2 separate regions of the Homo sapiens genome follow, and region 2 is linked to region 1. Evidence: chromatin contacts called from ENCODE Hi-C or POLR2A ChIA-PET data. All regions are on one chromosome and are shown on one strand. The core of a region is the stretch at or near the end of the contact, and the rest is flanking DNA. Distances in the headings are between cores, read along the strand shown.

Region 1 (5,870 bases), core at 980-3,479:
GCAGTTGGGGAGTATCTATTGAAAGTCTTAAATTTTTAAATAATCCTGAGTTGAAATTTATCCTAAAGATATTAATAAGGACACTGAGGGTCGGGCGTGGTGGCTCATGCCTGTAATCCCAGCACTTTGGGAGGCCGAGGCGGGTGAATCATGAGGTCAGGAGATTGAGACCATCCTGGATAACATGGTGAAACCACATCCCTACTACAAATATAAAAAATTAGCTGGGCATGGTGGCACATGCCTGTGGTCGCAGCTGCTCGGGAGGCTGAGGCAGGAGAATTGTTGAACCCGGGAGGCGGAGGTTGCAGTGAGCTGAGATTGCACCACTGCACTCCAGCCTGGGCAACAGAGCGTGACTCTCAAAAAAAAAAAAAAAAAAAAAAAAAGGACACTGATATTAGTATGTGGGTGTTTATTGGTTTATTGTTATTTATCACATCAAAAAACACATAGAAACACCCTAAAAGTTCATCAATAAATGAACTGGTGAGAGTTTATTGTCCATATAATAGAGTATGATACTATTATGTAGTTGATCAAAGTAATGTTCATATGCACATTTATTTAAATGGAAAACAAAAATACGGAAAAGTATCACAGGATCACATTTTTTGTTATATATATATCTTACAAAAATATATGTAAAAGTATTGTGTGTGTGTGTTTACAACATTTCTGGACAAGATTGTAGTGATGAGGCCATTATTGAGTAATGAAATTACTGTTATTTGTTTTTCTTGTGCCTTTATTTTCCAACTTTCTAAATGAAAATGTGCTGAATACAAATAAATAATAATGTAAGATAAAGTAAAAATAAATTTTCATTTAAGGTATTTCTTAAAAAGGGGGGTGAGGAAGGGTATTTAGAGTAAACCAAATCTGGAACTGGACTCTGCTCTGACGGCGTGACCTTTGCCAAGTTACTTCACCTCCTTAACCCTCAGTTTCCTGACTTACTCAATGGGCACAATAAATTCTACTACATAAGGTTATCCTGAGTTAGTTTTCCCATTTCCATCCAGCTAATAAAAGCTTCTTGCTGCACTCTCTCTCCTGAGCCTTCTCCCTTCTCTGATCCCCTTAACAAAGTGGTTCGAAGCAATCATTTAGCATCACCTGTTATTACTACCTGCTTAGTGACTAGACGCCCACTTATTTGCAAAAGCCCTGCATTTTCTGGAATTAGCCTGCTATTCCGTGTTTTCCACTTAGATTCACTCAGAACCTGGTCCATAAGGAGACGTATGCACTTTTGCATACACAGAATACACTCAGGAATACTTCTGTGTTTTCGTACCTCGGTGTAAGATGCTGAGCCCACGGCTGGGGATCTCGTGTGACGAATGTCTGCAAATGTTTGAGTAAGGAGATGACTTGGGGAGGAAAAGGGCTGGGCTATTTGGTGGAAATCTGAATTTAGATGAAGAGGCTTGACCATAATTGGGAAGTTCTTTTGCTAGCAGTTGGGCAACTCACCAATATGAAGAAAGCTCTTGAGTGGGACGATGGGAAGGCCCGAGCATAGCTTCTTTTGGGGAAGTTATCCGGGTAGCCAGGCCTGGGACGCTCCCCGCGCTCCGCCCTCACTTCTCTCTTCCCCCAAAAACAGGCATTGAGAGGCTCTTACTGCCCTCACGTGGCCCCTTCTGGAACTGTCTTTGAGGAGACCCGCCCAGATTTAAACTGAATCACGGGGGCTGGAGAGCACACACGCAGGCTTGCCAGTTAAGCTCATCTGTCCCCACTTAAGCTTCTAGCTACCAGGAAGCCGCTCTTCGAGCCTGTTTTCAAGCCTTTTTGGCCCTTCCGTCTCTTAAGTCCATGTTGTCTGAGCAAAGACCCTTTCTCCGTTGTAAGGAATTCTAAATCCTTTCGGCTGCAGCTTTCAGCAGCGCCTGGCATCCTGGCGGATGAGAAAAAGGGGAAAAACAGCAGCCCAACTTGAGAACCAGAGCTGGGCCGTGACGCTGCTGCGGGGGACTCTGGGTCCCGTCTTCCCCGCTTTCGAGACCTGTGGTCTTCAAATGTGCTCGATAGTACACTCCCTAAAAGAATTTTTGCAAAGTCCTGTTTTTCCCTGTTAAATCAAGTTTAGCTTAAAGCTACTCACATATTTTAAGTTCAGCCTAAAGGTTTCTCTGTGCCTGTAACCTAAAGGGAAGTGTAAATAGTCCCTCTCCCCCTTCACCCTCTCCTCTCCCGCTTTCTGTTTCTGCCTTATCTCTCTGACTCTTCTGCCTCCCTCCTCTGTTTTTAAGGGCCTGCCTGGATAACCCAGGATAATTTGCCTGTTTTAACGTCAGCTACTTAGTCATCTAAATTCCATCTGCAAAGTCCCTTCAGAGCAGTACAAAATTAGAATCTTGAAATCTTTAGAATTCGGCCAGCCACAACAACGATCAGCATTTTGCCAACCTTAGGTATCCAGGAGTTTTTGTTTTTAATTACAGTGATTTTTAAAAAACAGCTTATTTATTTATTTGACAGGGTCTTGCTCTGTGGCCCAGGCTGGAGTGCAGCGGCATGATCATAGCTCACTGTAACCTCAAACTCCCGGGCTCAAGCAATCCTCCTGCCTCAGCCTCCTGAGTAGCTAGGACTACAGGCACTTGCCACTACACCCGGCTAATTTTTAAAAGATTTTGTAGAGATGGGGGTCTCACTATATTGCCCAGGCTGGTCTCAAATTACTGGCCTCAAGTTGTCCTCCTGCCTCAGCCTCCTAAAGTGCTGAGATTACAGATGTGAGCCACTGTGCCCACCCAAAACAGCTTTATTGAGATATAATTCACATGCTATGTAATTCACCCAAAGTGTACCTGCAATGGTTTTGGGTATATTACATTATTAATTTTAAAAATTGTAAAATATGTATATATCATGAAATTTGCCATGTTAATAATTTTTTTTTTTGAGACAGAATCTTGCTCTGTTGCCAGGCTGGAGTGCAATGGCACGATCTCAGCTCACTGCAACCTCCGCCTCCCGGGTTCAAGCGATTCCTCTACCTCAGCCTCCTGAGTAGCTGGGACTACAGGTGCGCACCACCGCACCCGGCTAATTTTTTACATTTTAGTAGAGACGGGGTTTCACCATGTTGGCGAGGATGGTCTTGATCTCCTGACCTTGTGATCCGCCCGTCTTGGCCTCCCAAAGTGCTGGGATTACAGGCGTGAGCCACCGTGCCCAGCCATTAATAATTCTTAAGTGTACAAGTCACTGACATTTATTACATTCGCAATATTGTGCAACCATCACCACTATTTCCAATACTTTTCATTTTCCCAGGTAAGAATTCTGTAGCCATCGAGCAATAACTCTCCATTCCACCTCCCCACAGCCCCCGGTAACCTTTGATCTACTTTCAGTCTCCATGAATTGGTACATTCTAGATACCTCATATAAATGGAAGCGCATATATTGCTTGATAGTTTGTGTCTGGCTTATTTCCCACAGCATAATGTCCTGACGGTTCATCTGTGTTGTAGCATGTATCAGGATTTCATTTGTTAGGCTCAGTGATATTCCATTTTATGTACATAACGTATTTTGTTTATCCATTCATCTGTTGATGGACACTTGGGTTGTTTCCATCTTTTGGCTACAGTGAATGATATTGCAATGGACAGTAACACAGAAGCATCTGTTCCAGCCCTTGTTTTCTATTATTTTGGGTATAGTCCTAGGAGTGGAACTGCTGGATCATATAGTAATTCTATATTCAACTTTTTGAGGAACCACCAAGCTGTCTGTTTTCATTCCCATCAGCAACGGACAACGTTTCCAGATGCTCTCCAGTACTTGTTTTGTTTTGTTTTGTTTTGATAAAAGCCATCTTAATACTGTAAACTGGTGTCAAATTGTGGTTTTTATTTGCATTTACCTAATGACTAATGATATTGAGCATCTTTTCATATGCTTATTGGCCATTTGTATATCTTCTTCATATAAATGTTTATTCAAATCCTTTACTCATTTTTAAATTGTTTGCTTTTGTTGTTGAAATGTAGTTATATTCTGAATATTAATTCCTTATCACATATAGAGTTTGCAAATATTTTCTCCCATTCCATGGGTTGTCTTTTTACTCTCTTGATAGTATCCTTTGATGCAAAAATGTTAATTTTGATGAAGTCCAGCTTACCTGTTTTTTTCTTTCGTTGCTGGTGCTTTTGATATGTCCAAGAAATGTTTGACAAACCCAGTATCATGAAAATTTTTCCCTATATGCTAGCCCCTCAAGGATCAAAAGCAGCAATCAGTAATCAGAACCCACAACCTTGGTTTTTGGAAAACTGGGTCTTTATTGTCCAACCTGGCTCCAGCAAGCCACACTAAGTACCTGAGCTGCTGTCCCCACAACTGACTGCCCTGGGGCTGATCAAGGTGGGTGGTAGTCACCACTAAGTAAAGAGCTGAAATTGACCAAAACTTGCCAGCCTCCTCATCAAGCTTTCTCCTGGGTGCTGCAAGTGTTCCCTAAGATCCTGAATTCCAAAATAGTTGCATCAGACAGCTCTTGCCAGTTCAATTGTTTTAATGGAGGGATAGATTCCAGGAGCTTCTTATCTCCACCATGGAGCTTGATATCGTCTTTGAGTAACCAGATTTTATGGCCAGCATAAAACACTGGAAGTTTTAGCCCTAACATATGTAAGTTGTCTCTTTCAAGAAATTCACACTGGCAGGCTGTATACTGGCTCCACTGATGGTGCCAATTCCCTTCTCTGCAACAACTGAGCTCTGGACACCTCATTCCTGCAACTTCTGAGCCCCCTTCACTCTGTTCAACTCAGAGGCCATTCTCATCCCACCCAGGGGCCAGCATGAGTGGCACTGCCTGTTGGTGGCAGCTTAGAACAGACCAGGGGTCTCACTCCATAGCCAGTGCCAGGAAAGCATCTTTCTTCCTTCTGGAGGTAAAAAGAGAATTAAAACATAGCTTATCTCCAGAGCTGAATCAGAAAACTTTTTCTATTGCCTGCTTGTAGAATATATTTTCTCAATGAAAACAATATCCAAAAGGGTGGCTTGAAATCTATAATATAATTTATTTTTTATTTTTTTTTTAAGTTTTTGAGATAGGGTCTCACTCTGTTGCCCAGGTTGGAGTGCAGTGGCACGATCATAGCTCACTGCAGCCTTGGCCTCCCGGATTCAAACAATCCTCCCACCTCAGCCTCCTGAGTAGTTGGGACTACAGGTGTGTGCCACCATGCCCAGCTAATTTTTTTTTTTGATGTTTTGCAGAGATGGAGTCTCCCTGTATTGCCCAAACTGGTCTCAAACTCCTGGCCTCAAGTGATCCACCCACCTTGGCCTCCTAAAGTGTTGGGATTACAGGTGTGAGACACTGCACTCATTTTTAGGTAAATTACAACCCCTAAGGTTTTTTGTGGTTGAGAAACATACTAGCTCTCATAATACTGGGATAAGAGTTTCTGGGCTCCACAGGTTTTGCAGATTATTAAGTGGCTGTCTGTCTGTCTATCATGAATCAGCCTCCCAACATTAAATCTCTTCATTCAGAAAAGATAGAGGAAGATTTTCTTTTTTAAAAAAAGTTTATTTTCCACACTATTTGTACAGCTGTAAACTCAAGGAATCATCCAATACTTGTACAAATCTGGGAGAACAGTTAATAAGCACCTTCAGTGGTTTCCACAGTTTAAGAATTTACCATTAAAAAATTTTAGAATAAATCTAATAAAATGAATAAAATAGTTATAAAAATCATACAAAATCATGATGAACATTTGATATAGAGGGTTTAATATGAAACGATAAATACAAAAAGTGAGACTAATTTATGGATTTGGGCTACGTAAAAGACCTACATGGTCCTCGAATCTTGTGATTCTTGGGGC
Region 2 (5,870 bases), core at 1,037-3,536, 44 kb after region 1:
CTGGGCCCTGTTCTTCCCTCAAGAGAAGAGCTGATGCATGCCATCATGCCCTGCACCAAGATGCCTAGGGGAGGAGAAGTAGGACCTCAAGTTCACCACACTCCATATGCCAGCCCAGTGTCACAGGGCTATGTCCATTCAGAGGGGTATCTACATCTTCACATCAAGCTGACTTATGGGCAAGCTGAGGCCCACCTTTCCTTCACAAAAACATGTTTTGCACATTTCAATTAACTGCAAAAGTTGGTTCCCAGTGGAAAAGAGAGTTATGAGTTTACAGAAAATGCCAAAGATGGAAGTCCACAAACATCCCTTCCCCGATAATGGATACCAATCCTCATGAAAAGAGAATTCCTCCTGGTCAGTCCACAGGCCCTGCCTGAGCCCCCAGCCCCTCACAGTTGGCAGAGCACACCTTGCCCCATTTATTTCTTCACCTTGCCCCATTCTGACCTGCAGGGTAACCTTCCCAGTGCAGGCTTCCGACCTAGAACACTGTTTCAACAAGGAATTCCAAGAGAGATGGAATGACCACTCAATTACTCAGTGACAAGCCAGAGTTATTTCTTTGAATGCGTGTAGGCAGACTTGGTTCTACAGTGAGCCTTCTCTCTGCGCAGTGAGTCTCAAAGGAGCCAATTAAAAGGGGTGAAGATGTTCTCCCTCAAATATGTAGGCCGGGCGTGGTGGCTTACACCTGTAATCCCAGCATTTTGGGAGGCCAAGGCAGGCAAATCACCTGAGGCCAGGAGTTCAAGACCAGCCTGGCCAACATGGTGAAACCCCGTCTCTACTAAAAATACAAAACTTAGCTGGGAGTGGTGGTGCATGCCTGTAATTCCAGCTACTTGGGAGACTGAGGCAGGAGAATCTCTTGAACCCAGGAGGCAGAGGTTGCAGTGAGCCAAGATCGCGCCATTGCACTCCAGCCTGGGTGACAATAGCAAAACCCTGTCTCAAAAAAAAAAAAAAAAAAAAGGGAGGCTAGAGCTCAGGGGAGAGGACAAGAGCCTGCCCACAGCTGGCCTGTGTCCTCCTTGACAGCTCCTGAGGCACCTCCAAGAGCTCCATGGGTCACAGGAAACCAATGATCCGGTCTAATCACTTCATTTTACAGACGAGGAACTGAGCCCCAGAGAGGTTGTCTTCCTCAAAAGTAAATGTCTGAAGCAGACATTTGCCCAGCACCTGTCTTGCATCCCAGCCTGCCCCTTCAGTGAGTGTGGACATCAGGAATGACTGGATCCAGAAACCCAGGTCACCATGCTCCACACAGGTGTCCCAGGATGGATCTCAGTTACTGTGCACATCAGCACCCAAGGGATAAAGTATCCACTGCCCAAGCTTGAGCCGAAGTGTAATGTAAATGGTATGGCCATTAAAATTAAACGTTTGAATCTGCTTAGCCTCAAAAAGCAGAGAAAGAAATCAGGTCAAATACACAGAAACTGATGTTCCCTACTGAGGAAAAAAAAAAAAGAAGTAACTTCAGCAGAGTGAAAATCTCAACTGTGCAGAGGGGACTGGCCTCCCTGAGCTCACAGATGTTTGGGTCACACTCAAAATATGAGAACTGCCTGTTCCCTCCCACCCTCAAGACACCACCTCACCCCACGACCTTGGCAGGCTTACCCAAGCTTTGAGACAGAGCAAAAAGAAAACATTCTAGGGTTTAGCGAACAGTGAGGAAGAGGCAAGAAGATGGTTTGCTGACATGGTACAAGAGGAATCTGTTTTAAATTGGGAAGACATGTTGAGTTCAGATGCGCATTTGACATGGCACCCTCCAGACCTGGGAACAAGAATCTTGAACGACCAGGTCAAAGTGCAGCAGGAGGAAAAAGAGGAAGAATTTAAACAATCTGGCTGTTCGTGGCTGACCCATCCTCATCATCACCCAAATCATCATTCAGCAAGAGCATAATTAACCTAATTAATAGCCGCAACTTACTTCTATAAGGCTAAGAAATTATGCTGCTGCTCGTGGTTGGTAAAATTAAAATCCATAAATAGAATGACCCCAGTTGGAATTTTAGGTGTAACTAAAGTAGAATTCAATCTAAGATAGGTAATGATCCAAAAGTACCTATAAGGTGCTCCCTCAATGTGAACCCCAAGGCTACTAATTACTGGAAGAAACATGTCTAATAGCTTATAGTTATTAAAAGCATAATGAAAATGATTAAAAGAAGTTTATAAGAGGCAAATGTAATGCAAAAGCTGGCAACAGGTGAGGCGATGGTATTACTAGTGTAGGCAATAATGTTGCTTACTCATTACACTTGTGACTCTCCAGATAGTTGGAGGGCAGAGGCTAAGTCTGATTCATCTTTATAAATTGCTCTTCCCAGCACCTTCCAACTTGACCAGACTCATTTTACCTGGGACCAGAACTTTTGCATAAGAGCTAATGCACACCATGTGAATACTGTTTCGAAAAGTTACCTGGAGAACTTACCCACACACGTTCCCTCATCTGAAAACTGGTAGCCCTCCACACACTCGCAGCGGAAGGTTCCTGGGTGATTATTGCAGATTGTGTGGCTCCCACACACTGAGGGTTGTTCTGAACATTCATCAATATCTGCAGCAAAAATTTTTTTTTACTGCAGGCTTTTTTTTAAAGCTCTTCAAACATTACTGACTATAATAAAATAGCATTGTCACCTAAGAATAGATCAATTTTAAAACAAAATTTTCTTTTTTTTTTTCCGAGATGGAGTCTTGCTCTGTCGCCCAGAGCTGGAGTGCAATGGTGCAATCTCGGTTCACTGCAACCTCTGCCTCCAGGGTTCAAGTGATTCTCCTGCCTCAGCCTCCCCAGTAGCTGGGATTACACGTGTGTGCCACCACGCCTGGCCAATTTTTGTATTTTTAGTAGAGATGAGGTTTCAGCATGTTGGCCAGGCTGGTCTCAAACTCCTGACCTCGTGATCCACCCGCCTTGGCCTCCCAAAGTGCTGGGATTACAGGCGTGAGCCACCGCCCCTAGCCTAAAATAAATTTTCTATGTATCAAAAGTAGTGTTAAATACAATTTTTGTCTGTGCATAACTGGAGAGAGTGATCCCCATGCCTTTCTCCTAAGGAAACGTGTGCTTCCCCCACCTCTCCTAGAGTTAATTTCTGAGCCTGGGGCCCCTGAACACGAGTCTTTCCCATTAGATTGCCAAATACATGTTACAAGGACACAGAGACACATCTCTGGACTCTGAATACTGAGAGTCTCTGAATATTAAATATACTTTCAAATCCTAAACTTGAGAGTATATTTAAATATGCTATTATTCGAAAATATTACTTTCTCTGTTACTGTTACAAAGGAAAATTGAACAATTTACAGCTTAATTGTGAATTTTTGAATATTATCTAGGGCTTAATGGACTAAAAGGGAAGTCATTCACTCATGAGATTGTAAATGAACAAAGAGAGTGATGTCCTTTTATATGACAATACTACAGCCACCATCATGGGGTAACGTGGAGCAAACAAACATAGGCTTTGGAGTTGGACATAGCTAGGTTCAAATCCTGCTTCCTTTAGCTATTAACTTGTGTGGTCTTGGGCAAGTTATCCAACTACTCAGCCTCAGTTCTCCCTTTGGTAAATAAGTATACTACTACTCATCTTGAGGGTTCTTCTGCAGATTACGGAAAATGGATGGAGGTCAGAGAAGCACCCAACAATGTTCCAGACACCCAGCTATGATTATACTAACTAGAGATTCATCCAACACCCCAGCCATGGTGATGAATTTGGCTAACTCTGGGAACACGCCCCTCAGATGGCCGCCAGGCTTTGGGGGCCAGGCTGTGGCTACCACTTGTGTAAGGCTGGTGGGCCCAGGCAAGAAACTGAGCTAACCTGTCATTCCCCCTGGTTATGTGGCCACTGATGGGTTGAAATGAACAGTTACACAAGGTCCTTCCCACGTCAACCTCATACTCAGAGTGTAGACAGCTACTTCTGGCATTTCTAAAACCCTGAGATGTGCATGAGGAGGGCCTCCCAAAGTGCTGGGATTACAGGCGTGAGCCACAGCCCCTAGCCTAAAACAAATTTAGACATGTTTTAGACCTAAAACAAATAAGACATGTTTCTCATAATGGCCGAGACCACACAGCTCTTCTCCCCCTCATAAATCTCTTCCCCAGCGCTTTCATATGAATCGTTGACATGTGGGAGTCAAAGCCTCCTATGTCCACCTTCAATGTCCAGTCTAGCCAGGCCTTTATTGGTGAGACAAATGTCCTACTGGCCTATTGGTCAACATTGCACAAGACAAGCATTCTTGATCACATCAGCCTCATAGTTTGTCCTGTACCCAGGCAAATACCCAAACCAAATGCTCTTCAACTTTTAGAGATTATACTGATATGTGCGTGTTCTGTGACGTGTTTAAGACACAAGGTCTCAGGACTGAACCAGGCACTGCCAGAAGGTTCTGGAACAAAGCCCCTCCCAAAGCAGGCTGTTATGCAAGCTGGAGCTGGGGAGGCTGTGGGGGAGGAGTGCACCCAGCACGTTTGGACTTCACAGCTCCATCCATCAGCTGCCGCTGCAACATGGGAGAAAAAAGGGGCTTCCTGTGTCCACTGCCTCTGTGCTGCAACTCTCAGAGGACACTCCCAGCACAGATGTCTGGAAACATTGTACATATTGCAGGGCTCAGTGACTTAGACTGCATTGCCAAAGCACGAGAGCACAGAGCAGCAGTTTTCAATCAAGAAGACAGAGCAAAATCACAGGGGATCTTCTTCAAGCTCTGTTCCTCCCTGGGAACATTTACGCAAGGGGAAGCTGTGTTTTGGAAAAGCTTCTATGTGACCAGGCTCTTCTCTCTAGCCCTACCTGAAAAGCTATTGACAAATAGGACCTCAGGGCTGCTGGGATGATGGAGGGAATGGTTCCCTAGCACAACCTCCACCTCCATGCCGGCTTACACATACACGCCAGACTAGACAACACCCTTTCTTAAGGGACAAGACCCTAGCAATTTCTGAGCTAATAGTCCACGGTCTTTGCAGTTTGGAAATTCTTCCTAATGTATAATTTAAATCTTCTCTTCTAGGACCAGGCACGGTGGCTCAGGCCTGTAACCCCAGCACTCTGGGAGGCTGAGGCAGGCAGATCACCTGAGGTTAGGAGTTCGAGACCAGCCTGACCAACATGGTGAAACCCCATCTCTACTAAAAATACAAAAATTAGCCAGGCAGCATGTGCCTGTAATTCCGGCAATCCGGGAGGCTGAGGCAGGAGAATTGCTTGAACCCAGGGGGTGGAGGTTGCAGTGAGCCGAAATTGCGCCATTGTACTCCTGCCTGGGCGACAGAGCAAGACTCTGCCTTAAAAAAAAAAAAAAAAAAAAAACAAAAACAAACTTCTTTTCTATAAATTGAAGCCAGGTCCTTAACCCTTTCTTCAGTGGTATTGAAAACTGGCAATAACTGTCTCTCATAACATACCACAGTATCTGCTAGAAAATGATTATTCTTATTATTTAACATCTGGTCAACCTCTTCTCTGGAAAGAGATTTCCTTTCACAGGATCACTTTCTAACTCAATAGGAAAATCCTGGATCATTCTTGTCATTGCTGCCTCCTTTTTGACTTTTTTCAGAGTGGCTACTTTTCACATATTTTCAACAACTCTAAGTTTCTCCAATTTTTCCCTTTTATAAAGGCCAGGCTCTTAGAGGAGAAGAGTCTCATTACCAATTTGCTAAATGCCTTCTACATACTCGACGATTACTCAATGAGAGATGAGCCAAAACTATCTCTACGGGCTCTAAATTGAGAAACAGCGGGAGCCATCCTGCCATGGACCAGAGTGAATCACAGAGCTCTGTGAAATCGTCTCCAAATTACTGT

The links. Hi-C counts contacts between places; a loop is a spot of excess contacts on that map. ChIA-PET counts read pairs that join two places held with the same protein, here RNA polymerase II (POLR2A). Pooled maps may share reads with other maps.
Region 2: a map of heart left ventricle shows a loop between it and region 1 (2.0-fold over the local background). The contact joins the enhancer-like site here to the promoter of LINC02768 in region 1. A Hi-C loop is called at or near these places in 6 of 168 maps with a recorded cell type or tissue (Right ventricle myocardium inferior, endothelial cell of umbilical vein, gastrocnemius medialis and 2 more) and 6 of 50 pooled maps. POLR2A ChIA-PET finds 5 or more read pairs at or near these places in 10 of 52 experiments (A673, BJ, GM12878 and 7 more).

Annotation. Positions count from the first base shown.
Region 1 is chr1:235,970,282-235,976,151 of GRCh38, forward strand. It overlaps LINC02768 (long intergenic non-protein coding RNA 2768), which reads right to left and starts at 2,230. Exons shown (of 3, transcript NR_183724.1): 1 at 1,480-2,230. It overlaps NID1 (nidogen 1), which reads right to left. Exons shown (of 20, transcript NM_002508.3): 20 at 5,549-5,870. RefSeq lists an enhancer at 1,769-1,818.
Region 2 is chr1:236,014,690-236,020,559 of GRCh38, forward strand. NID1 (nidogen 1) reads right to left here. Exons shown (of 20, transcript NM_002508.3): 10 at 2,459-2,584. Among named protein-coding and RNA genes, the nearest start is that of LINC02768, 45 kb to the left of the region's middle. Within about 2 kb of position 2,287, at least 13 of the 41 ENCODE cell types and tissues checked have a DNase peak (open chromatin) inside an H3K27ac peak, as active enhancers do; they include PC-3, gastrocnemius medialis, heart left ventricle and 1 more, where a contact is called at or near this core.